Regions from separate parts of the Homo sapiens genome. Here all the other regions are linked to region 1. The links are chromatin contacts, found by Hi-C in ENCODE. All regions are on one chromosome and are shown on one strand. The core of a region is the stretch at or near the end of the contact, and the rest is flanking DNA. Distances in the headings are between cores, read along the strand shown. Region 1 holds the start of MYEF2 (myelin expression factor 2). Region 2 holds the start of COPS2 (COP9 signalosome subunit 2). Region 3 holds the start of SECISBP2L (SECIS binding protein 2 like). Region 4 holds the start of EID1 (EP300 interacting inhibitor of differentiation 1).

Region 1 (5,756 bases), core at 1,725-4,224:
GCAGGAACCTGACTTCACGATGACTGTGAAGCTACTATATATCCTCTGGGATGCTCCTTCTGCATTTATTTTACTTAAGAGAGTAAAAATGTATATCTTGCTTAAGACACTATTATTTCTAGTTATTGTTATTAGCAGATGAACACAATTCCTAAGTGATACATATATTAAGGTATTAATTGAAAATATTTTGTGATTTCTAGGATTAGATTTCTAGATACGTGTAATAGCTTTTCCCCTATCCCGCCAGGTACACACACATAAACATGCATTCTAATTTGTAAGAAAGAAAACTAAGTGATTATGTGAAGTTGTACCAGTAATATATTTTGTGCAATTGCAAAGGATAATGCTTTTGCAATGTGAATCATGGGAAAATAAGAATTTGAGCATCACTTAAGAATTTTTCAATGTACCTACATGCACTAAAAAACAAACAAACAAAAAACAAAAAACCAAGGCCGGGCGCTCTGGCTCACGCCTGTAATCCCAGCAATTTGGGAGGCCAAGGCAGGCAGATCACAGGGTCAGGAGATGGAGACCATCCTGGCTAACACGGTGAAACCTGTTTCTACTAAAAATACAAAAAATTAGCCGGGCCTGCTGGCGGGCGCCTGTAGTCCCAGCTACTCAGGAGGCTGAGGCAGGAGAACGGTATGAACGCGGGAGGTGGAGCTTGCAGTGAGCAGAGATGGCGCCACTGCACTCCAGCCTGGGTGACAGAGCGAGACTCCATCTCAAAAAAGACAAAACAAAACAAAACAAACCAAAACAGTAGAGAGGAAGACAAGCAAATACAGAAATGGAATTCAGCAACAGAATATTAATAGTTTTTTCTTTATCTTTTGCAATTAATAGCAAGAAAGGAAGGAAAGATCAATCTATTGAGCAGTCAGATGGAATGGTAAAGATTAATCATTCTCTTCCCTTCAGAAGTTGCCTTAATTCTTTGTCTTTTAAGATCCAGCTCTTTTATAAGGCCCTCACCAATCTCTCAGTAGGAATTAACCTCTGCTCTTTATCAGGACTAGAACCAAGCTACAGCGGGTGAGGCATTTGTCTTGGGTACAAAAGTTAAAACTCAGTAATCAAGATAAATATTTTAATGGAATATTTTAATTGGCAAACTAAGGCATGTGGGCCAGTCTCCTGTTTTTGTAAATAATTTTTTAATTATACTTTGCTTTTATTTGTATTATAGCACTTAAATAGTACTTTTTACATTAGCCCTCTCCCAACAGGGCTGTACTCATTTTTGTATTCCTCATGTACCTACTACTCTGTTTGAAGCATAAAGGCCTCTTAAAAAAATCTTGCATTGAGTTGATTAAAGGATTTTTGCAAGAATATATTGTACTGGTGATGGTGGGGTTCAATTTTCATACTGAATTCAACAATAGCAAAAGAATAACAGAATGATGACTATTTTGAAAGTACTTATAATTTAGTGCTGTGGGAAAAATCACTTGGCTTGTCTTTGACTAAAACCCTGCTGAGCTTAGGGAGATAGAGAATTGTAATATTACATTATGTTCATATAGCACTTTTTCCTACATAAAGTGCTTTCTTTTAATCCTCACCTCAATCCTGTAAGGTCGGTATTGCTATCCCTATTTATTGTAGAGAGATTGAGAAATGAGGTGACTTGCCCAGGGAGTTATGGGCAAAAAGAGGCAGAGCTGGGGTTCTAACCCAGATTTTGTCTGTCACAATTGAATGCCCTTTCTGCGATTATAAATCTTATGTCTCAGAGTTGAATGAGAAACAATTTATACAGCAACTACAATAGCATTCTTATCATTAAAATGTTCTGATTATGTGTGTGTGTGTTTGTGTATGTGTGTGTGTGTATGTGTGTGTGTGATGAAGTAGCTGAACTTGGTATTTTTCGGTAGAGGGTAGGAAACTACACATTGAAAAGCCGAAGATGAAATTATGTTATTTGAGTATTACTTTCTAACTATAACTTTACCACTGATGTGTGTATGATATTCTGCAAAGTGACTAAACTGTACGTGTTTGCTTCTTCATGGAAAAAAAATTTGGGAAGGCATTTAAACTTTTCAGCTGAAAAAGGTTATGTCAATGTGAAAGATTATAGTACTCGAGAATTAGGAGTTGATTAAATTTAACGGTTTCCTTTTCATACTTAGGGGGAAAAATCTACGACTGTATTTTAAAACTCCATATGGCAATTAAATTTGAGAGCGTATAACTAACTACTTCACTAGAATTTCCATCAGTATACAATAAACACACAGTCAAAACCTCAAATGTCCATTATTAGCCCATCTAGTAGACGATATTTTATAATTATGGATTCCCCATATTGATTGATGTCCAGAGAAAAACTGCAGTCTTCTCTTACTAAGCTGATAGTTGAGTTCCTGGGAAATCCTCACCCCCTAAGAACAAATAATTCTCAAAGAAATTCAAAGTCATTCCTTTTGGTGAATTGCAATCAGTCATCAATAACTATTTATGGAATGTCCGAAGGGTGCCTAGGCATTGAAATGGCAAGAGACTTATATTTGCTTAATTCAAAGGATTTCTAAAGGCAGTCTGAGGACTTGCAAGAAGTCTTTAAAGATGCAAAGTGGTGTGTTCTTTAACTGCCCCTACCTGGAATGAATTGAACAGTCTGGGTGTTAGGGCTTTGATGTCTAATCCCGCTTTGCAAGCGAAGACTCCACTGGTGCCAAGCGACAGGCGGGCTGGTGGGCAGACATGGCACCACCACCGGGGGCTTTCAGGACTGGTCCAGCCCTCCCAGGCAGGTGTAGGGCCGACTGCAGCAACAGCGGCCCTGACCCCAGCTCCCATGGCTCCCCTCCCCCCGCACTCCCACCCCCCGCACCCGGCACACACCATCTCCCAGTCACCCAGTCTCGACCGGTTCTCGCGAGATCCGGGTTACTGAGCGCTCGGGGCCTTTTCAAATCGGGATCCGTTACCGCTTCCCCGGCAGCCGCCATTGTCGCGCTCGGAGCCCCTCAGCTCAGGCGGCCGAGGCGGAGGCAGCGGCGGCGGGATGGCGGACGCCAACAAGGCCGAGGTGCCCGGGGCCACTGGTGGCGACAGCCCGCACCTGCAGCCCGCAGAGCCGCCGGGCGAGCCGCGGCGAGAGCCGCACCCCGCGGAGGCGGAGAAGCAGCAGCCGCAGCACAGCAGCAGCTCCAATGGCGTTAAAATGTATTGTCTTTTCCTCCGGGAACCGGGGCGAGGTGGGGGGCGGGGAGTCTACCGGGCGGCTAGAGGCCGGGCTGTGCCCCGATGGGGGACAACCACCCCCAGACCCCGGCCCGCCCCCGGGCCATCGGCTTCCTGAGGAGCAGGTGCAGCTGGGCCGCTCCCAGGCCCTTCCCCGCCCGCCCCAGGCCTGGCCGCCTGTGGTCTGGGAGCCGGGGCTGGGGGCCCGGGGACCAGCGCTCTTCCCTGATTTCTAGCCCGAGACAGCGAACACCCCTCTTCCCTGACTTTGGTTAAAGAATCTTTGAGCAAAGCTCAGCGACCGCCACGGTTTGCAGGAAAATGGTCCCCCTTTAAGGACCAGTAGTTAGTGTTCATCACTAGGGAGTATCTAGGGATGACATCATCGGACATTTCCTCTTAACCACCGAGAACATATTTAAAAGGAATATTCCTGGCTTCTTTCTGAGCTTCACAAGTTTAGTGTTTTGTTGTTTTCTAAAGTGTATGTTCATTTTTAAACTGATTTATACCGAGAGGAAGTTTAATAATGTGCTGTTAGACTCTATGTTTTGTGTTACTCTTGAATTGGCTAGACGTACTTTAAAAAGGGAAATGTGCGATGTGCGTGGCTTCCCTTCCCACTGGGTAATGTGCGTCAGCTGTGGAGAGTATTTTTTTTTTTAACTCAGTGTATGATTATCTTAAGTTTGGTATAATAGATGGTTAAGATTTTTTTTTTCCCAAATGAAGGAAGACTTTTAAGGTCGCAGCTGTCACCAGTGCCTATAAAGAATTTAGTTGACCCCAATCCATAATAATTTCTGGTTCTAGGGAAATGTTATGCTCTCCTTTGTTCCTGTCCTGTGGGAGGATATGAAGTTAAGCGCTTACTTTCATATGCCTACCTCCTTAAACCTGAAGTTGAAAGTATGTTAATAATTAAGTGAAAACATCCTTTTCCTTCTCTGTTATGCCTCAGAGCAGAAAGCAATAGATATATGCTCACAGTAAAATAGACAAGGGAAAGGTCTTTCTGACCTTTGTATAAGCATGTTTGAAATTGTATGGTAAGAACTGGACCAGTCTGTGTAAAAGTTGGTGGCAAAAAAGATGGGGTAGCTCTCCCCAGCTCTTTGACACTCTTGCTCTCAAATGAGTTTGAACAGGATCGGCAGCATCTTCTAGGAGAATAGAGGTGCAGGTATAAGAGATTGGAACTTAGTGGAGTTTATTCCTGGATGAAGAGTGGTGCACCTCAGTAATTGAGGAACCAGAAAGGGAATGAAGTGCTTTCTACCATGCTTGCCAAAATGTGGGCTTTCTGGAATTTGGCATTAAAAATAGAAATGAAAACCGGTGGAATGATAAACTTAAAAATATGTGCTATTCATATCTAAACACGAGTATACATGCCACCTTTTCTCCTGAACAAAAAGTGCAGCCTTGAATTACAGAGAGAAGCCCTCCTATACTTGGGTATGATTAGTTTTGATATAGGGGAAGTTTGGTATCTAAACCTCCATCAGATTTTCTATTCCCTTCTAAAGTCTCTTCATGATTTAGCAAGACAGGAAAAGAGAAAGGAGAAAGGTGGAGAAAGAATCCTTTTCTAATTTAGGAAGAGAAAAATATAAGGTGAAGAAATGAAGAAATATTACTAGTAAATACAGATTATTTCCATATTGCTTATAATTCGCCTCTCCCTTTCTCTTTTTCCCAGAAGTTGAATCGAGTCCAATTTACTCTCAGGGATTTCTCTTACTGTCTATTCCATAAGAAGATTTGTGATGGTCCAGCATGAGTCATTCAAACTGAATAACTAGCGACCTAGTCCTTTTTTTTTTTTTTTTTTTTTTTACTTCGTGAACTAGTAGGAGTGGATAACAACCCCAATACATAAACCTTGAGTTGATTACCATATACTTTTAATAATAAAAATAATTCATTGTTGATTATAAAAATTACCATAATATTGCCCCAAATTATGTATTGGTTGGAATTGAACAGAGTACTGCTTGTCATCAGGATTGAAATAATATTTGCTGAGGTTAATCCATAGTTATTGAGGGTGGGAGACCACTATGTCTTATTCTTCTTTGTATTCTTAAGGCCTAGTAAATATTTGTGGAAGAAATGCAGAAGTGAACTTTCATGCTTATGAAACTCATATACAGGGAATTTAGTTTGCATATTCACACCTTTAGAAAAGATCCGTTTTCCAACTGTAGTCTTCTTCTTTAACGCCAAATGGTATACTAGCTCTCCTTTTCTTAAAAATGAATAGGAGGGAAAAGAGCAGTATTATTATAACTTTATTATTCATGTGTAATTAAGTATAACTTTGGAGTAGGTAGAGATTGAGAGTTATATTAGGGTACTATAAAATATTAAGCATTGGAGCAAGGTAATGTGTTCTTTAGCTGAGTGATTTTTATTAGGAATAAAGACTAGAACTGTTTCCCCCAGCTTTATTGAGGTAAATTGACAAAAATTGTATATTTTGAAGTGTACAGTGTGATGGTTTGGTATACAAATAAATTGTGAAATGATTACCACAATCACGC
Region 2 (5,756 bases), core at 1,124-3,623, 980 kb before region 1:
TTACTATTTCACTTATCTTCATGATAACCCTTAAATTTAAGTAAGGTAGCATTATGCTCATTTTATAGAAGAAATTCAATCTCAAAGAGGACATAGTCTCCCAAAGATCCCACAAGTAGTAATATATTAGGCAGAGCTAAACTCACACACTCTTACTCAAGATCCTAGTACTGGTACATGCCGTGCTAATAAGTTTGCTAAAATGGATAAAGCAGCAATTTCTCAGGTCCCTTCCAATGATCCTGTTCTCTGCTTCTACTTGCTATTTTTTCTCTCTTCTCTCAACTAGCATTAACATCCAAAACTATATATAATCACCAAATTTCATTTACCATGGTTTTTTAATTATTCTTTAAATTTTTCTAGTTCCATGTTAAATCCAGAGAAATGTTACTTTTTCGAAAGTTTCTACTACTGCCTCTCTCTCTGAAGGCCATGGGACTTAACTATTTGTCAAAGCAGAAATTCCCAACATTTCGTAAACACCACTAATTACTTTTTATAACTGTAAAGACAATTATTCCATACTTAAAACCAATTCAAAATAAAATAAATCCTCAATACTTCTTATTCCCTGGGGTAGTAATTTTAATTAGATTTTATTGATTCTTTATTTTCTCCTATGTGCCTTTATTTGGGAAATACTGTTAGTCTACCTTACTATCGAGTCTCTTTCCCTAGCAAGAAAATGTCAGTCTTAAGAGTCAGGAAAGCTTTTACTTTCACTATCACATATGAAGAATGAACTAAACACCTAAATTGGATAGGAAAACTTAAATGAGGGATTCAGGACACTTCCCAAGGGGTCATATGACCAATTTAAAAGTTGGTATGATGTGTCTAAAATAACAAATTAACTCTTTTACTTATAATAAAGGTACAGATGTGCTGATTAGTCATGCTAACATGTACATATGAAATATGCCTAAACCAAATTAAAAGAAAACAAAATACAGTCTATGGCAATCTTGAAAATTCAGGGAGCTCAATAAATATTAAGAGGATGCTCTCACAATGAGAGCATTAAACACTTGGTAATTAACATAATTTAATATGCAAAAATAAGAAAATATACAGGATGAGGGATGAGGAGTACACATAGGAAATTTTTGTGATTTTCTTCATTTTGATTGTATTGCTTTCTTGTCTTCAGGAGGGAAGATTTTGACTTCAAAAGTAACAAAATATTTAAGAAGGGAATTCACATCTTTCTGTTCTAAATGATATTCTTGCGCTATTTTCTCAGCAGTTCATGTTTCTGGATAAAGTTTATGATTATTGAAAAGTGTCAATGCTTCTACAGTGGAAATTTTGCCTTTGGGAATGCTCTTAATATTTATCATATCAAAGTGATGGCCTTTCGGCAATCTGAATTTCTTTGGCTCCTGACGTGTTTCAGCAGCTTTCAGCTGCACGGAAGACACAGGATCTTTGGAATCAACACACACATATTTTAGAAATGACAGCAGCTTGTCATCTTTACGAGCAATCTCTCCCTTAATTTCTGGATAGAGACTAATCTGCTCTGGCAGGAGGCTGCTGGTAGAGGGGTGCCTGGGAGCGAGAGAGGGCTTCATGTTGCGGATTTCCCTTTCCGCTCGGTTCTCTTGAAATTCCTGATCCCGCGAGTCACCGCAGCCCCCATCTCCTTACAACATGATGCCCTCAGGTTCACAGTAATGTATTTTTTAAAAACCAGTCGTTGTTACCTTAATTTGGTCCCAAGGGCTGTAAAGGTCAGTTTACAACTCGTTGAACAACTGAGTAAGATTTAAGGCAACTCAACTGATAGCTGCATACCTAATTTAGGATATCCATAGAATTGTTTTGTCAACTACAAATATAACAAGCATTAAGTGTAAACTGTGTTGCTGAAAAGTACTCCAAGTATCTTAGGAACACCCACCGCAATGTGTGGGCTAAATGCACACGTACAATGATAGCAGAAATAATACCTGTCATATAGGACGGGCATGTCAGCCTTTTCTCCGCGAAAGGCTTCTGGTCCTAAGCTGTCCCTTACTTTCACCGGAATGAGATGCGTCCAGAGTCCCAAGCAAGGGAGGAGACTGCTCCTTTACCCAGGAGGCTGGAAACTGCTCGATGCGAGCGCAGTTTCCGACGCCCTTCGGCTGAGACCTGCAGCACCGGACGATGTCCCAGTTGCCAGCTTTAGTTGCTAAGGCACCAACCACTTCGGAGGAAACGGGGGGTGGTGCAGTCTCTTTTGGAGTCGTAGCGAATCAGCTACAAGTCGAGATAATTAGTTCCGGCAGGAAACAGCTCCTCTAAGAGGGACTGGAAGGCGGAAAGAAGCTGAGAGTGACGCCTCTGAGCCGCGGAGGATTGTGGGAGGAGGTTGTCTCCAATTTCTCCTCCCCCTCCCGGCCAAGATGTCTGACATGGAGGATGATTTCATGTGCGATGATGAGGAGGACTACGACCTGGTGAGGCGCAGGGAATGGAACTCTGAGGGTGGTGATGTGTCTTGTTTTCGGGGTCCGGGCCGGGGCGCCCGCGGCCTCTCCCCGTAGAGCATGTGCCGTTTACAGCCTCTCTCAGTGCGGTGACAGGACTGGTTTACCTCCTCCCCGTTCCCGCACCGGGCCCGGGCCCTGCTTCTCCAGCATGGGGGAAGGGAGGGCAAAGGAGGCAGCGAAGGGGGCCCCGGGCCTTGCCCTCCGAGTCTGAGCGCCTCTTCGGTTTACACGGATGCCCCTGGTCCCAGGCGTTCGGTTCTCTGTCTTCTGCCTCCCCACCGCGCTAGCCGCCTCGGTGACCATGCTGCGGTGTAGGCCCTGGCTTTGCCCTTTCGGGCCCAGCGTTCCGGGCCCCCACTTCTTCACACTGGAACTGAGCGGGTGCGAAATGCTAGGAGAAGTCAGAAAACGGGGGTGTCCTTACTGCTCCCAGGCCTGACTGCGAAACGCAACTTGTGAGTCTCCTGGAGACATAGCTTAAATAGTCTTGCCAGGGCCAGTTTTGGTCCGAGGTAAGTGTGTAGGGGAGAGTTCAGAGCAAAGATAACTGAAAAAAAGGTAGTCGAACCACTTTTTCAGTTCTTTATAAAGAAAAGCTGGGGAGGAGGTTTTGCTTGTGGTGTTTTTGGAGGACGGGTGAAAGATAATTGAACCCATGGCTTTTCCCTTAGAAATTTCCCAGTATACAAAGTTTAAAACAGCAACAGCATAGAAATAAACGAATTTTTCTGACCGAATGGAGATTTTTAAAGATTCAAAGCTTCATTTATTAATGGATTTGCAAGTTTGAATAACGTTTGCTATTCAAAAACATCGTGTGGAAACTCAGAAAATTATCTTGATCCAGAATTAACGTCAATTTTGCTGTGTTTCTTTATTTTGGGGGTGTTTCATATGGTTCTTTTATGGTGATGCTGCATTATCATAAAGTTACGAAATAGATGTTTTGGGACGTCTGACTCATTTTAAGTGCCAGAGATTGTCAAAATATTAATACATTGTTTTGAATTAGTCTATAACTTTTTCGTATATATTTTCAGTTTTTTGCATTTTAAAATAAGGCACACTTTGCAAAAGGGAGAAAGGAAATTCTCGCTATTATTTGAAAGTCATAGTAGAGATTTTTATAATTTTTAAAGTTAAATGTAGTTTCGCTAATAGTTATGGTTTCTACCTTACATTTTAGTTTGTGCAAGCCAGTTGTAGGCAGTGACTTCAGTTCATTAAGAATATGTATCTGTCCATTTTTACTTATTACCTGTTTATTTATATTACAGGTGTTTTGTTATCAAAATGTTTCTTTTATATGTGCTTGTATTTTTTTAATTGATTCATAGTATTTTGTACATATTTATGGGGGGTTTCGTTACATGCACAGGATATGTAGTGATCAAGTCGGTATTTAGGATATCCATCACCTTGTGTTTTTATCATTTCTGTGTCTAGGGAATATTTAAAGTCATCTCTTCTAGATATTTTGAAATATAAAATACGTTTTAACCATAGTCACCCTGCTCCGCTGTCAAACATTAGAACTTACTCCTTCTATCTAACTGTTGGTTTGTACATACCATTAACCAACTTCTCTTACTTCCCCACTCCTCTTCCCCCCACAACACCCTTCCTATCATTCTACTCTCTACCACCGTGAAATCAACTTCTTTTGCTCCCAGATCTGAGTGAGAACATGTGATATTTGTCTTTCTGTGCCTGGCTTATTTCACTTAACCTAATTCTCCAGATCCATGTTGCTGCAAACTGACAGAATTTCATTCTTTTTTATAGTCAAATAATATTCCATTATGTATATATACCACATTTTCTTCATCCGTTTATCCATTGATGGACACTTAGGTTGATTCCCTGTCTTTGCTGTTATGAATAATGCTGCAATGAACATGGAGTGCAGGTATTCCTTTAATAGACCGATTTTCTTTCCTTTGGATAAACCCAGGAGTGGATTGCAAGATCTTATGGTAGTTCTACTTCTAGTTTTTGAGAAATCTCCATAATGGCTATACTAATTTACATCTCCATCAAAAGTGTAGAAGAGTTCTGTTTTCTCCACTTTCTTGCCAGCATTCTATTATTTTTTGTCTTTTTGATTAATAACCATTCTAATTGTGGTTTTGATTTGCATTTCTTGGTAGTGATATTGACCTTTTTTTTTTTCATGTATGTGTTGGCCATTTGTATGTCTTCTTTATTTATTTACACATGTATATATTTTTAGAGATGGGATTTTGCTGTGTTACTCAGGCTGGGCCCAAACTCCTGGGCCCAACCAATCATCCCGCCTCAGCCTCTTAAGTAGCTGAGACTACTGGCACGTGCCACCATGCCCAGCTGTATGTCATCTCTTGAGAAATTGCATTTGTATTATTAGTTTGTGTTTGTAAGTGTTTCTGCTTACCTCTTTCCTAAGCAATAGTCTGTTGGATACATAACTTATTAGCACTGTGATCAAGCTGATGATCATCTTTGAGAATGTAATGTAGCAATAGCAGTGAGAATCTTTTTGTCCCATGAAGTACTTGATTAACTTTTGCAAGATTTTTTATTAAACATACAGTGTTTTAACTTGGTCATATTTTCCCAGCCTTTTAGGGCCTACGCTACATGAGCAGTAAAATGAAGTTGAATATATAATTGCTTTAACTTTTTTTTTTGAAACAGAGTCTCACTCTGTTGCCCAGGCTGGAGTGCAGTGGCACAATCTCAGCTCACTGCAACCTCCGCCTCCCAGGTTCGAGCGATTCTCCTGCCTCAGCCTCCTTAGTAGCTGAGATTACAGGCGCCTGCCACCACACCTGACTAATTTTTTGTGTTTTTATTAGAGGCGGGGTTTCACCATGTTGGTCAGACTGGTCTTGAACTCCTGACCTCAAGTGATCTGCCCTCCTCAGCCTTCCAAAGTGCTGGGATTACCGGTGTTAGTCACCACAACCAGCCTTGTTTTAACTTTTTTATTTCTTAAAGTAAGATTTTGCACTACCACATAATGAAATGAAATGTTGGAGTTTTCTGTTGGGTTTTTTGTTTTTCTTTCCCTAGCGTTCTATTAAATAGCTCTTCCTCCCCTCATCTGTCTCTCATCAGGTGTCTAATTGTAAAATTATTTATGATCAATTTACTAACAGTTAAAACTTTTGGTGGCATAAAACTTATTTAGTAATTTGTTTTTCATTTCCTTAAATCATATATTTAAAAAAAAAAGATTAATGAAGCAGGTTACCATTTCATGCTTACCTTTTGCCAAAAGAGTTTTTCTTTTTT
Region 3 (5,756 bases), core at 1,353-3,852, 870 kb before region 1:
CAAATAGCCTTCCCTGACCTTCCATCCCTTACCATGGTAGCACCTATTATACTTCCTTTTTCATTACACTCATCTCACTTATAAAGACTTCTCCTATGCATGTCTTGCCCACAAGACAAACATGGTCTCAGCCCTCAAGGTGTCTCATAAACTGCTGTACCTCTAGTATTTAGCATAGTACCTTGCACATTAAATATTTATTGGTGAATAAAATAATTTGCATTCATTTATATCATCTGTAAAGTGTAGTATTTTTAATATGTCTTACTTTTTTTCACAGATTTTAATTTTTTATCTACTAGCTATTGCCATCTTTTTAAAGATTACATTAAATGAGAAGGGCATTGTGACATTTCTGTTCTCATAATTCTTATGATTCTGTTCTTATAATTTTAATGAATGTCTTGTACATAGATTCTCAATGAAAACAATTTTACAGTCATAAAAATCCTATAATGTGGAAAGATCCTTGGGAATCCTATATTTAAATTTCCTCAGATCATTCCTCAGAAGAAGGAAGAAAAGCAAAAGTACTATAGTATTTTTATGAGTGCATTGCTATTATCTTTTTACTCAGATGAGGGTATATTATGGCTATAGACCACCAGTAGGAAGACAATCTGAAAATTCAGTTATTTTGTCTTTCAATTGTGAAGGAGGACGGTCATCTGTTAGTTTACATAACTACTCCTTATAAATAACTTAGTTTTTCTGAGCAACCAACCCTAAATTCATTCAGCATTCACTGAATCCCAGCTAGGTGTGTGATAGGCACCAGGGACCTAACATTACGTTAATTGCACATATATTTACAAATGTTACATAAATTTGCAGTTCAAATACACATGCATTGATATTAAATTTGAGGTGGCAGAAAATTTACTAAAATTAAATAAATATATTTAAATGTAAATATAAATGTGTAAATATAAATGTTTCTCCTTTCAAGATGTTTCTATTGCCAGCCTTGATATAAGTCTTGCTGACACAATATAGCTCCTTTCAGCAGGCCAATATATAATACAGGTTGAATGTCCCTTATTTTGACATACTTGAAACCATAAGTGTTTCAGATTTTGGATTTTGGAAGATTTGCATTATACTTACTGGTTGAGCATCTCTAAACTGGAAGTCCAAAATCTGAAATGTTCCAGCGAACATTATCCTTAAATGTCATGTCTGTGCTCAGAAAGTTTCTAATTTTGGAACATTTGGGATTCAAGAGGGTTTGGAATTTCATAGTTTCCATTAGAGATACCCAACCTGTATCAACATAAGTACAGCAAGGGGCCTTCACATAACAAGCCTCATATTGGAGTCTAATAACCAGACTAATAACCTAGACTAACTGAAAAGGCAATTAGTCTTTACTGATATCTCCTGAAGCATGACAAAGCAAATTTCTTAAAATCTCTTTCCCATTCCTAGCTGTGGATCTCCACACCAGTGCCCCAAACAGCAGCCACCTCAACTCTACCTTCACTTAAGTGTAATTTAGCTTATACAGTTGTCCCTAAGTATCCCAGGGGGGATATTGGCTCCAGGATCCCTGCTGATACCAAAATCCATGAGTGCTAAAGATCCTTATATAAAATGGTGTAGTATTTGCATACAATCCATGCATATCCTCCGATATACTTTAAATCATCTCTAGATTACTTATAATACCTAATACAATGTAAATGCTGTATAAGCAGTTGTTAAACTGTATTACTTGTATTTTATTGTTGTACTTGATATTTCTTTTTTCCTCAAAATATTTCTATCCGCAGTTGGTTGAATCTTCACAGAGGGTGTGGGTGTTGGAGGGTGTGTCTGAGGAGATGCCCAGAAGAAATTTGCCATGCTAACGGTAGTGCCCAGTTTCAAGACAGTCTCTGCCCTTAAGGAGCTAAGGATCTGAAGATAAAATAATTACCCGTTGGGTGGTGTTATACAGATCCTGCATAAAATTAGGATTTCTGAGATGGGCGAGGTCAGCCTGGATGTGAGCCTAGAAGTGGGCATGAACCTGGATAATGAATTAACTCTCAATAAATATTTGTGGGGAGCTTCCTAGCGGGCCTCTTCCAGTCATTCTGTGTATGCGTTTTACATATGCATTTTTCTAGGGCAAGACTCCATTATTTTCAGAATATTCTCATTCCTTTATAGTCATGACTCCCTTTATTTGCGTAACATAAGGAAGGAGCAGATGTACGGTGGGCAGATGAAAGCTTTTCCAACATCACTAAGAGGTGGTTTCAGATCCTGAAGAGGTCTTTGAAGTCCCGGGAGACCTGGGTCCCAAGTGGTCTGACACTTCTCGTTTAACAGTCGCAGGGGTGGCGTGTGGTTCGGGGCACCTGCTCCTGGGCGCCTCCACCTGGCCTTAGCCTCCAGGCCAGGCCGGGTTCCTCCTACCCTTGCTGAGGCCATTTGCTGTCACTCCGCCCACTGCCCCTCTCTGCCTCCTCCCCACTCCTTTTCCTTCCGTGCGCCTCCATTTCTAACTACGCCTCCAGCCCATTCGGGCCCTCCTCGGCTTCCGTCCCAGATGATCCCTCCCCGAAGCTGCCACCGCCTCCTCCATCTCCCGGAGCTGGAGCCGCCTCCTCGGCCAGTGGCGTAGCCGAATCGGTGTCGCGGCCAGCCAGATAGGGGCGGAGGTCCGGAACCCAGTCTGGACCCGAGCGGGGGGCCATGGAGAAAGCGGCCCGAGGCGCTGTTTACACCGACTAGCGCGGGCCCGTTGCGGCTGCAGGCACCATGGACCGAGCCCCCACGGAGCAGGTACGCGGGTTTGGGCTGGGCCCGCCGAGCCGGGGGTTGGGGTCGCCGCTTCCTCACAGGCCAGGCCCAGTTCTCCGAACGTGGGGACCGGGGGCCGGTCCTGCGGCCGCAGACCCCCTCACCTGGGAGCCTGGCAGCTCCCAGCTCTCCTTCATTGTTCCAGCTGCTGCCTGGGACTTGGGGGCTTTTCCAACCCTGATTACTTCCCAGGCGGAGGGCTCGCCGTTGCCGCTTCTCCCCTGCTTGGTGAAGGGGTCAGAAGGCTCCAAGTTGTCCCTGCTCTCCTGGGAGGAGGGCTTATAACTTCTAGTAGTCTCCCCGCTTCCCCCATTCCCTTCAGCTCTGGAATGTGTTTTCAAGGTGGAAAGGCGTTTGAAGGCTTCTCACCCAGAAAGACTGTAAGAGAATGTGTGGTAACTACAGATGAAGGGAAGTCACGGGCCTTTTAGGTCTGTGTTCAATGGAGCGAAGCATTGTTTTTGCAGTGGTTTTACGGAGGTGTTTCTTTTAAGAAACGATACTACGATTTCCCCTTGTCCTTTTATCCAGTTATTTTGCAAAGAATTGTAATTAGTGGGTTTTTTTTTAAAGCTAGCTCTATTTTAAGGGTGTAAAGCATAAGCTTATTTTCGAACCCGTTTTCATATTCGCAAAGTAGTCCTATTAGTGTTCTGTTTTATTTTTATTTGCATCAAATTCCTGATTATGCATGCTAGTAGGTGGTAGCAGGCAGGGATGATAACAGTGTTAAAAGTAATCGAAAACAATAGTTTCCCCCCCAGTATTTTCCACTCTTAAGATCTCTGCGAAACGACTTAATTTGAAGTCCAAGTTTATTCACTCTCTATTCCCTTCTTCGAAGGCCTTGCCCATTGATGACTAGATGACGGAAGAAGAGAGGCTAGTAATTTCTGCCTATTAATTTTACAGTTGGATAATTAGCACCTGAATTAATGAGATAAGATTTCCCAAATTCCTGTATGTGTCTATATGTAGTTGAAGCCGGTTTGTATTTTGAAATCGGACTCTTAGCAGGCAAAGCACAGCTTCCTAGTTGTGTATACTTGTTTTTACAGAAGACTTTTTTTTTTAAAAAAAAGCTTTATGTGAATGTAACTCTGAAGACACAAATGAGTTTTATAAAACAATACATGGAATTACCAAAGAGAAATTGATACAGAGTCTCTTGGCAAATACACTTAGGCATTTATGTGACCCAGAAGTATTCTGTATACAGCCTGTATCTAGTTTAATTTAAAAACATTTTTGAAGGTATCTATCATAAATACCTGAGATTTCAAAGCCTGACAAATGAATACGAATTTTCCTTGAATCATTTCCTTGTATGTGTGTTACTAATGAAAGGGTTCAACATTTTGTTCCTTCACTAGGATGCCAGGACTAAAACCAGTAATGCTACCTTATGTATACTTAGAGTTCCTTTCATCCTAGAGGAAATATAATTAACTATTTAGATGGTAATTTTTAGCATAGCTGTTTGTGATTATCCTAGCAGCAAGTGCTGTGAGCAAATTATTTAAACTAGAGAGCCTTTTCCCCTTTCCACATCTTTCCAAAGTCCACGACCTATTAAAACCTTGTAGAAATTTAAGAACTAGGAAAAAAACATGGAAGAAGGTTTTCTGTTGACTTTTTTTTCTTCCAGTACTTCTTGCCTCTTCCCCAGCCTAACCCTAAATGAAAGAATAATTTGAAAATCCTCCACTTCCCTATACACTCAGAAAATATATATAGAAAAGTGATGTCTTCACCTCATTTATGCGATAGGCAGTTAATTCAGGGGTCCATGAATGACCTAGAAGGAGTATGCTTCTTTATATGCCTTTTTCTAGGGCAAGAATCCATTATTTTCATCGTATTCTCAAAGGACGGCTAAGAACCATTAACTTAATAGTAGATTGGGAACTGAGATTTCTCAATTTTGTGGAATTCTTGATTCTTTATGCCATAGAGTCATGTAATGGCTTTTCCAGGATATTTGGATTATACTTTTGTATTTCTACTATTGAAGTGAATTTAGGTAGATTGACGTCATTGAAAAGTATATGTAATATGTGTCAATTTCCATTTTTCCTCACAGAATGTTTTTTTCCCTTTAGACCAGTGTTGACATACTCAGAATTTCTCTAGATGCCTACAGCATTAAAACTTACTCATTATAGTATTGTGGTAGTTAGCAATTCATAGAAGTTTGGTTTTTAAAAAGTAGTACTTAATATAGACTTTCTGCATTTTATCTTAACCTAATTAAATCCTTGTGTACTTTACAAGTGTAACTTTAAAAAAAAAACGCTTTTTTTTTGCCTGAAGGCATTCATGTTCTTGTTCTTGTGAATTACCTTTTTTTAATATATAAAATCTTTTTATAGAAAAGGTAAATTGTATGTGTGCTGATCAAGATTGTAAAAAGTAACTTACTGGGAATACAGTGCTAGATGGATAATCTTAATTGCAATAATGATTATTTGAAAGAATGTTATAACTAGAAGAAAATCTTAGGAGTATCCTCTTTCAGCACTTTTTATAGAGTATTCTCTGTATTTAATCAAAATAGCTAGCTTAATTTTAACTGCCAGAGTTAAATATTCTAAGAATATGTGTTGCTTGGTATATAATGCATTTTTTCCCCTGAAAAAAAAAAAAAAACTTGCATTTTGAGATGTGAAGGATAAATCATGGAGTTCATTTTGTTTATAAAGGCTTACTGGTTCTATTTTTAGGAAATTTATTGAGATTTTTTAAAGTAAACAATGGGCTTAGAAGTGACAGAACACTTGAGGTTAACAGTCTCTTTTCTGTTATCACAAATAATTTAAATGTTGGCTTAATTTTTAGTACATTAACATTAGTTCTTTTAAAAGAATTTATAAGATTACTAGTTATTAATGTCTTTAATTTTTGGAAAAACTAATGAATACGTATGATTTCATGCAACATGCGTTTTACCAATCAGGATAGAAAAT
Region 4 (5,756 bases), core at 1,827-4,326, 700 kb before region 1:
AATAGATCTGTGGCCTGAAGACAGTCAACATGGGATATCTGATCTAAGCGAACATTTATAATATGTATGGATAAATTTGGAAAACTCTCCCTAATCACACCGTGTACTCAAAATCTTCTTTAAATCCCCTACCTTGCAAAATCAGAATTTCCCCAGAACTCCTTTCTCTAGCTTCCTTAAATGAAGACACACACACACACACACACACACACACACACACACACTCTCACACACATCATCATTTAGTCCTCACAATTTGTAAGGTACATCCAATTGTTCCTATTTTCAGTTTAGGACATGAGCCAGAGAGATTAATTTCCCAGTTACTGAGCTAATAAATAGTAGAACCCAAATTTTAACCAAGTAGTCTGGTTTGTCTGTGGCAACTGCATGTAAAAGAAACACAAATAATTTTACACCCCTAAAAGGGGTGTTAAAATGTTTTCTATCCTCAATAAATACAAGTAAGTATTTACAATTTTCATTGTCTCTCAGCTTACTGCCTATTTTTAAGACTGAAAAACAACCAAGTCAATTGCAGAGCCCAGGTTTTTCTCCCCAAGATGGGCCTTCAGATGGAATAGTGTTTCCCACCCCCACCTCTTTGCCCTACTCAGTCCCAGAGAAAAACAGAATCACAACCTTCTAGTTTGTGGACCTCAGATTTTTTTTTCCAAGAGTTTATCTTTCCTAGTAAAGATAAACTTTCCTGGTAAAGATAAAGATCTGGAGGTAAATACAACCAGCCAGTTTATTGTGCACTAGCATACCCCCACCCACACTAATTTACATCATCCATGCAATTAATTACCTATCCACACTCATCTGACCGTAGCTGCACGCTAATTGAGAAAGCAGTGGAAGAGGCAGTAGGATTAAGTCTAAGCACCAACATTTTACTTCCACCATCTCTCCCTCCTAACCCAGCTAGTGTCTGAGCAATTCTGATCAGCCTTGTCACAGTCCTATCTTTTACAGATCTCTCTCCCCAAAAGACAGGATGACCATAAAATAAATAAGGCTCTGAATTGTCCTGTTGCATTGGATATTCGTTCTTTACTGCTATAATGGAGCAGAAGCATTTGGAACATTTTTACTGATCATGATAAAACCTGCTGATACACTTATTTTGCTGAACCTAGCCTTCTGATGTAATCATTACTCTCCTAGAACTTCAGCATCTTAGTAAGGTAACCACGGCAACATACTCATTGATAGGGCAGGTTTTCCCAGACCAGCAAATTCTTATAGGCAAAAACTTAATTTACAAAGTTTAATTTCCAGAAATTAATTTGTGAATTAGATAGCTGAAGCTGGATCATTTTCCCTTAATACTGGTTAACACATACAATAGAAAGTAGTATACAGAGAAAGTATGTATGCAATACTATTAGCCAAACAAAATACACAGAACAAGAAATTTTATTATCTCCAATGCTGGTGCATGACAAATAACAAGCTTAATTAGAGGAGGAGACAGAGGGAAACTTCAGATACCAAGGTAATTTCTGGGCAGGTTTAAAACCTTTAAAAGTTGATAGAATAACTGTTCATAAAGTCTTTTTAGATATAGCGCTTTTTACTTGACAACTTTTATTAACAGTTCTTACAATATGAAGTTCAACTAAAGTCCTTCATCTGTCAAGTTAAAACAGCAAGCAAAACAAAATTTCTCTAGTATATAACAGCATAAGCAATGGTTTGTTTTCTTTGTACATTCACACACATTTAGTGTCTAGATTTGAAACTTTTTAATTAAGGATGTCTTAATTTTTGACTTTTAAAAATGGTTATGACAATGGATTTTCTTGATTTATAGATCACAGTGGCTTTATAAATGATCAAGATACATGTACAAACAAAATTTCAGATGCTCTTGGAAACACATCTTAAGATACAAAGCACACGTGATACATATTTGAGTTTACTCATCCATTTATCTTACACTGAAAATGTAGCCTTTGATAACTGTGGCTTGACTAGATCACAAAATAGAATTTTCCAAGTTTTCTTAAGCTTTCAGTCCAAATAACTCAAAAGATATGTGTCCTAGTTGGATACATTTTTTTCTCATTATATAATTAGTATCAGTGGGCTTTTGTATTGGCAGTTTGTCTTGGTCATGACTTATTCTTGCAAAACCATCTTTACAGCAAACAAATATGAAAGATATTTTCCCCAATGCAAGGAAAATAATCTGGATCAATAACAAAGTCAAAGCCATAGGTGTTTTAGGACGTTCTTGATAATTGATTTCAACGGTCTTAAAATCTTTTTTCTTTTTCTTTAATGATTCTCTTCCTTTTTCACAACTGTGCAGTCACTGTCCTATTGTGTTCTATTCTGAAAAACAAATTTTTTTGAAGGTCAAGTTTTTCAATGGCACAAAACTATTTGGAATGAACCCAAAAGATAGCGGAAAGTTGGGTCCCTCCTCAAGTAGTTTCCTCCTCTTTTAACAGCATCTAACTACTCTCTATCAATAATCTCATCACAGCCGAGTTCTTCGGTCAGACGATTGACAACCATCAGTGAAAAAAGCTCTTCGATAAAAGCTAACTGATCAAACGGGGTCTTCTCATAATGCATCTGAAACCCGCCATCCAGGGCTGGTTCTCTTGTTCTCAGAAACATCTTGTCGGCTTCTTCAAGAGCGGCTGATACTCTGTAGCCGGCACCACTGAGCTGCTCCTCTTCGGGATAGTCGTAGTCGTCCTCCCAGTCATCAAATTCCTCGCCCTCGTCCTCGCTCTCGAAGTCTGCGCCCGCCACCTGGCCTGGCTGCTCCCCAGCGTTGGGCCCGTTAGCAAGGCTCCGTTTCCCCTCTGGCGCCGCCATTGGCTGGGCCTCCTCCTCCTCCATTGGGCCTTCCTCCTCGAGCTGTTGGGCCCCGCTGCGGGAGGGACGCAGGGATAGCTCCCGGCTCCCGCTGCCTACCTCCATCTGCGGAAGGTCACCCTCGCCAGGCATCACATCCATCTGCAGGTCACTGCTCTCTTCATACAGCTCGGACAACTCAGCCATTTCCGACATTGTGCAAACCGCTCAACCTCTAGGAAAAAGCTTCCAGCAAGACAGATGCTGCGCGGCCGTGCGTTCGTGCGCGTGCGCAAAGGCTGCGCGCTTGCGTAACCCCGCGCGCAGGCGTGGTCCTCAGGTACCGCCTCCTACTTGGCGCGCCACTGTGGTTGGAGTAGCTCAGTGTTTTCTCCGGGGTGTTGGCGTCGCCTTTTGAGCTACGTTTCCATCGATTCGAACTTCGTATCTAGGGACCCTGCATGCAAGAGCGTAACAGTTTCTGTGTTACTTAACCCTACTGCTGCTTGTAATGCTGCAAACCGGAAAATAACCTTACATGGCCTTCGTAACATTTAATGCTCCTTCCCCCCCTTCCTCTTCCCCTGGGCAATTTACCGATGTACTGATGACTTGTAAATCCACGTCTCCAAACCAGACAACATCCATAACCACAGATCAGCATATTAAGAACTAATCCATTTTGTCCTTTTAGTGTTTTCATTTAAAAAGTTAAATTCACAAACAACAGATATATTGTACTTTTTTTTTTTTTAGTTATAGTGAAGAAATACTTGGTCCCATTTCTTTTCGCCTGGGAGGTATCTTTCCACTATTAGCAATGCGGTGTGTATTCTTTGAATTCTTTTTATTTGCATTTACATGTATCTTTATGTATTGACAGCAAAATACTATTTTGTGTGTTTTTTAAAAACATGTTTTACCTGTTTTTACCTTCAACTTAAAAGCCTCAGGTTTTAAGTTGTATATACTTATATGAATTATATGACTGTGTATACTTACAGGATTCAAGCACATTTCATTTATTCTGCACTTTATTTCTATTATTATTACATTATAGTTATGTAGAATTATACAACTCACCATAATGTAGAATCAATGGGAGCCCTGAGCTTGTTTTCCTGCAACTAGATGGTCCCATCTGGGGGTGATGAGACACAGTGACACCCGAGGTGTGTTCCTTATGTCCGGTCTATTCTGTAATCTCATTTTGGTTGCTGTTACTGTGGAAAATCCTGCCTCACAAAGATAGGATGTTGAAAATGGAAGGAGGCTTTTCAGTACTTTTGTGGCAATCTCAGGATGTTCCGCCTTGACTTTAATCGAGAACGTATGGAGATTTGAAGTTGTCTCAAACATACTTTTAAGGCCACCGTCATTTGCAATATCAAGCAGTTGATCCTCTTCTAGCGTGGACAAAGTGGATTCACCTGGCTTATTCACAAATGGGTCACAGATCCATTCCGTCTTTTGTGGATGAGAAGTGTGATGGTTAATACTGAGTGTCAACTTGATTGGATTGAAGGATACAAGTATTGATCATTGGTGTGTCTGTGAGGGTGTTGCCAAAGGAGATTAACATTTGAGTCAGTGGGCTGCGAAAGGCAGACCCACCCTTAATCTGGTTGGGCACAATCTAATCAGCTGCCAGCTTGGCTAGAATATAAGCAGGCAGAAAAATGTGAAAAGAGAGACTGGCCTAGCCTCCCAGCCTAAATCTTTCTCCTGTGTTGGATGCTTCCTGCCCTCGAACATTGGATTCCCAAGTTCTTCAGTTTCAGAACTCGGACTGGCTCTCCTCTCTCCTTAGCCTGCAGACAGCCTATTGTAGGACCTTGTGATCATGTGAGTTAATACTTAGTGAACTCCCCTTTACATATATATACATATATATGTGTATATGTATGTGTGTATGTGTATATACGTGTGTGTGTGTGTGTATATATATATGTATATATTCCATTAGTTCTGTGCTTCTAGAGAACCATGACTAATACAGGAAGTAATGCTCAAAATATTTTGAAAGCTGAGATAGGTGATCATGCACCAGCTGGGAGAAAGAAGACCCTGGCTCAGTCTCTTTCAAAATCTCTGCTAATGTTTGAAATGTCAGAAATCCCAGTGTTCATTTGTCACCCGCATGATTCCAGTTTGGCTTTGAATGCAGCCACCTTATCTGCCAAGTTGAACACAGTTGTTGTTCGTCCCTGAAGTGACAGAGTTCACTGAGCAGGTTGAATATGTCACACAAGTAAGCAAGTTTTTTTGTGACCCATTCTGTGTCACTGAAATGTGCCGCCAATGGTGACTGTTTTTCTACAAAGAAATCTCTGAAGCAGCTCTCTTAACTCAAAAACTCTGGCCAGTGATCTACCTTTAGAAAGCCATCTCACTTCTGTGTGTAAGAGAAGACGTGTGTGCTCTGCATCCATCTCCTCACAGAGCTGCACAAACAGATGTGAGTTAAGGGCATGTATAATATGGTTGATAATTTTAATCACATACTGCAAAATGTTGTTAAGTTCAGGTGACATTTTCTGACTAGCCATCATTTCTCTATGGATGACATGGTGCATAGACTCACATTCAGAAGCGACCTCTTTGACCTGAGTAGTGAAACCAAAATGCCATCCAGTCATGGCAGCTGCTCCACCCATGCATATACCGATGCAAAATGACTGATTCCACTTTCCTGATATGTAATCATTCAAAGACTTGAATAGTTCTGCATCTGTGGTGCTGGTTGGCAACAAAAGTGCATATAGCATATCCTCATTCACATCCTCCTGCAAAATATATCACACACAAAAAAGCATTGTTCCTTTCTAACAATTGTGCCTCATTATCCTCTGATATTTCATCAGTTCATCTAGTTGTGGTGCTAGCCAAAAGAGGAACACATGCCACCTTTTGAACTGCAGCCTCTCCTGAAAGTTCAT

Evidence for each region. Hi-C counts contacts between places; a loop is a spot of excess contacts on that map. Pooled maps may share reads with other maps.
Region 2: a pooled map shows a loop between it and region 1 (7-fold over the local background). The contact joins the promoter of COPS2 here to the promoter of MYEF2 in region 1. A Hi-C loop is called at or near these places in 2 of 37 single-sample maps with no recorded cell type and 8 of 50 pooled maps.
Region 3: a pooled map shows a loop between it and region 1 (14-fold over the local background). The contact joins the promoter of SECISBP2L here to the promoter of MYEF2 in region 1. A Hi-C loop is called at or near these places in 3 of 37 single-sample maps with no recorded cell type and 8 of 50 pooled maps.
Region 4: a map of B cell shows a loop between it and region 1 (18-fold over the local background). The contact joins the promoter of EID1 here to the promoter of MYEF2 in region 1. A Hi-C loop is called at or near these places in 1 of 168 maps with a recorded cell type or tissue (B cell), 1 of 37 single-sample maps with no recorded cell type and 7 of 50 pooled maps.

What each region holds. Positions count from the first base shown.
Region 1 is chr15:48,175,513-48,181,268 of GRCh38, reverse strand. It overlaps MYEF2 (myelin expression factor 2), which reads left to right and starts at 2,974. Exons shown (of 17, transcript NM_016132.5): 1 at 2,974-3,192. The coding sequence starts at 3,032. It also overlaps a transcript of CTXN2 not described here. RefSeq lists silencers at 2,733-2,832, 3,003-3,432, 3,463-3,632 and an enhancer at 2,379-3,030.
Region 2 is chr15:49,152,216-49,157,971 of GRCh38, reverse strand. It overlaps COPS2 (COP9 signalosome subunit 2), which reads left to right and starts at 2,373. Exons shown (of 13, transcript NM_004236.4): 1 at 2,373-2,447. The coding sequence starts at 2,394. It also overlaps a transcript of GALK2 not described here and the pseudogene NDUFAF4P1. RefSeq lists enhancers at 1,421-2,339, 2,098-2,627.
Region 3 is chr15:49,043,292-49,049,047 of GRCh38, reverse strand. SECISBP2L (SECIS binding protein 2 like) reads left to right here and starts at 2,602. Exons shown (of 18, transcript NM_001193489.2): 1 at 2,602-2,772. The coding sequence starts at 2,749. RefSeq lists enhancers at 2,136-2,265, 2,366-2,715, 3,006-3,145.
Region 4 is chr15:48,875,454-48,881,209 of GRCh38, reverse strand. It overlaps EID1 (EP300 interacting inhibitor of differentiation 1), which reads right to left and starts at 3,076. Exons shown (of 1, transcript NM_014335.3): 1 at 1,037-3,076. The coding sequence starts at 3,033. The coding sequence ends at 2,470. The region is part of intron 4 of SHC4 (SHC adaptor protein 4); the gene reads left to right. RefSeq lists enhancers at 2,822-3,121, 3,392-3,501.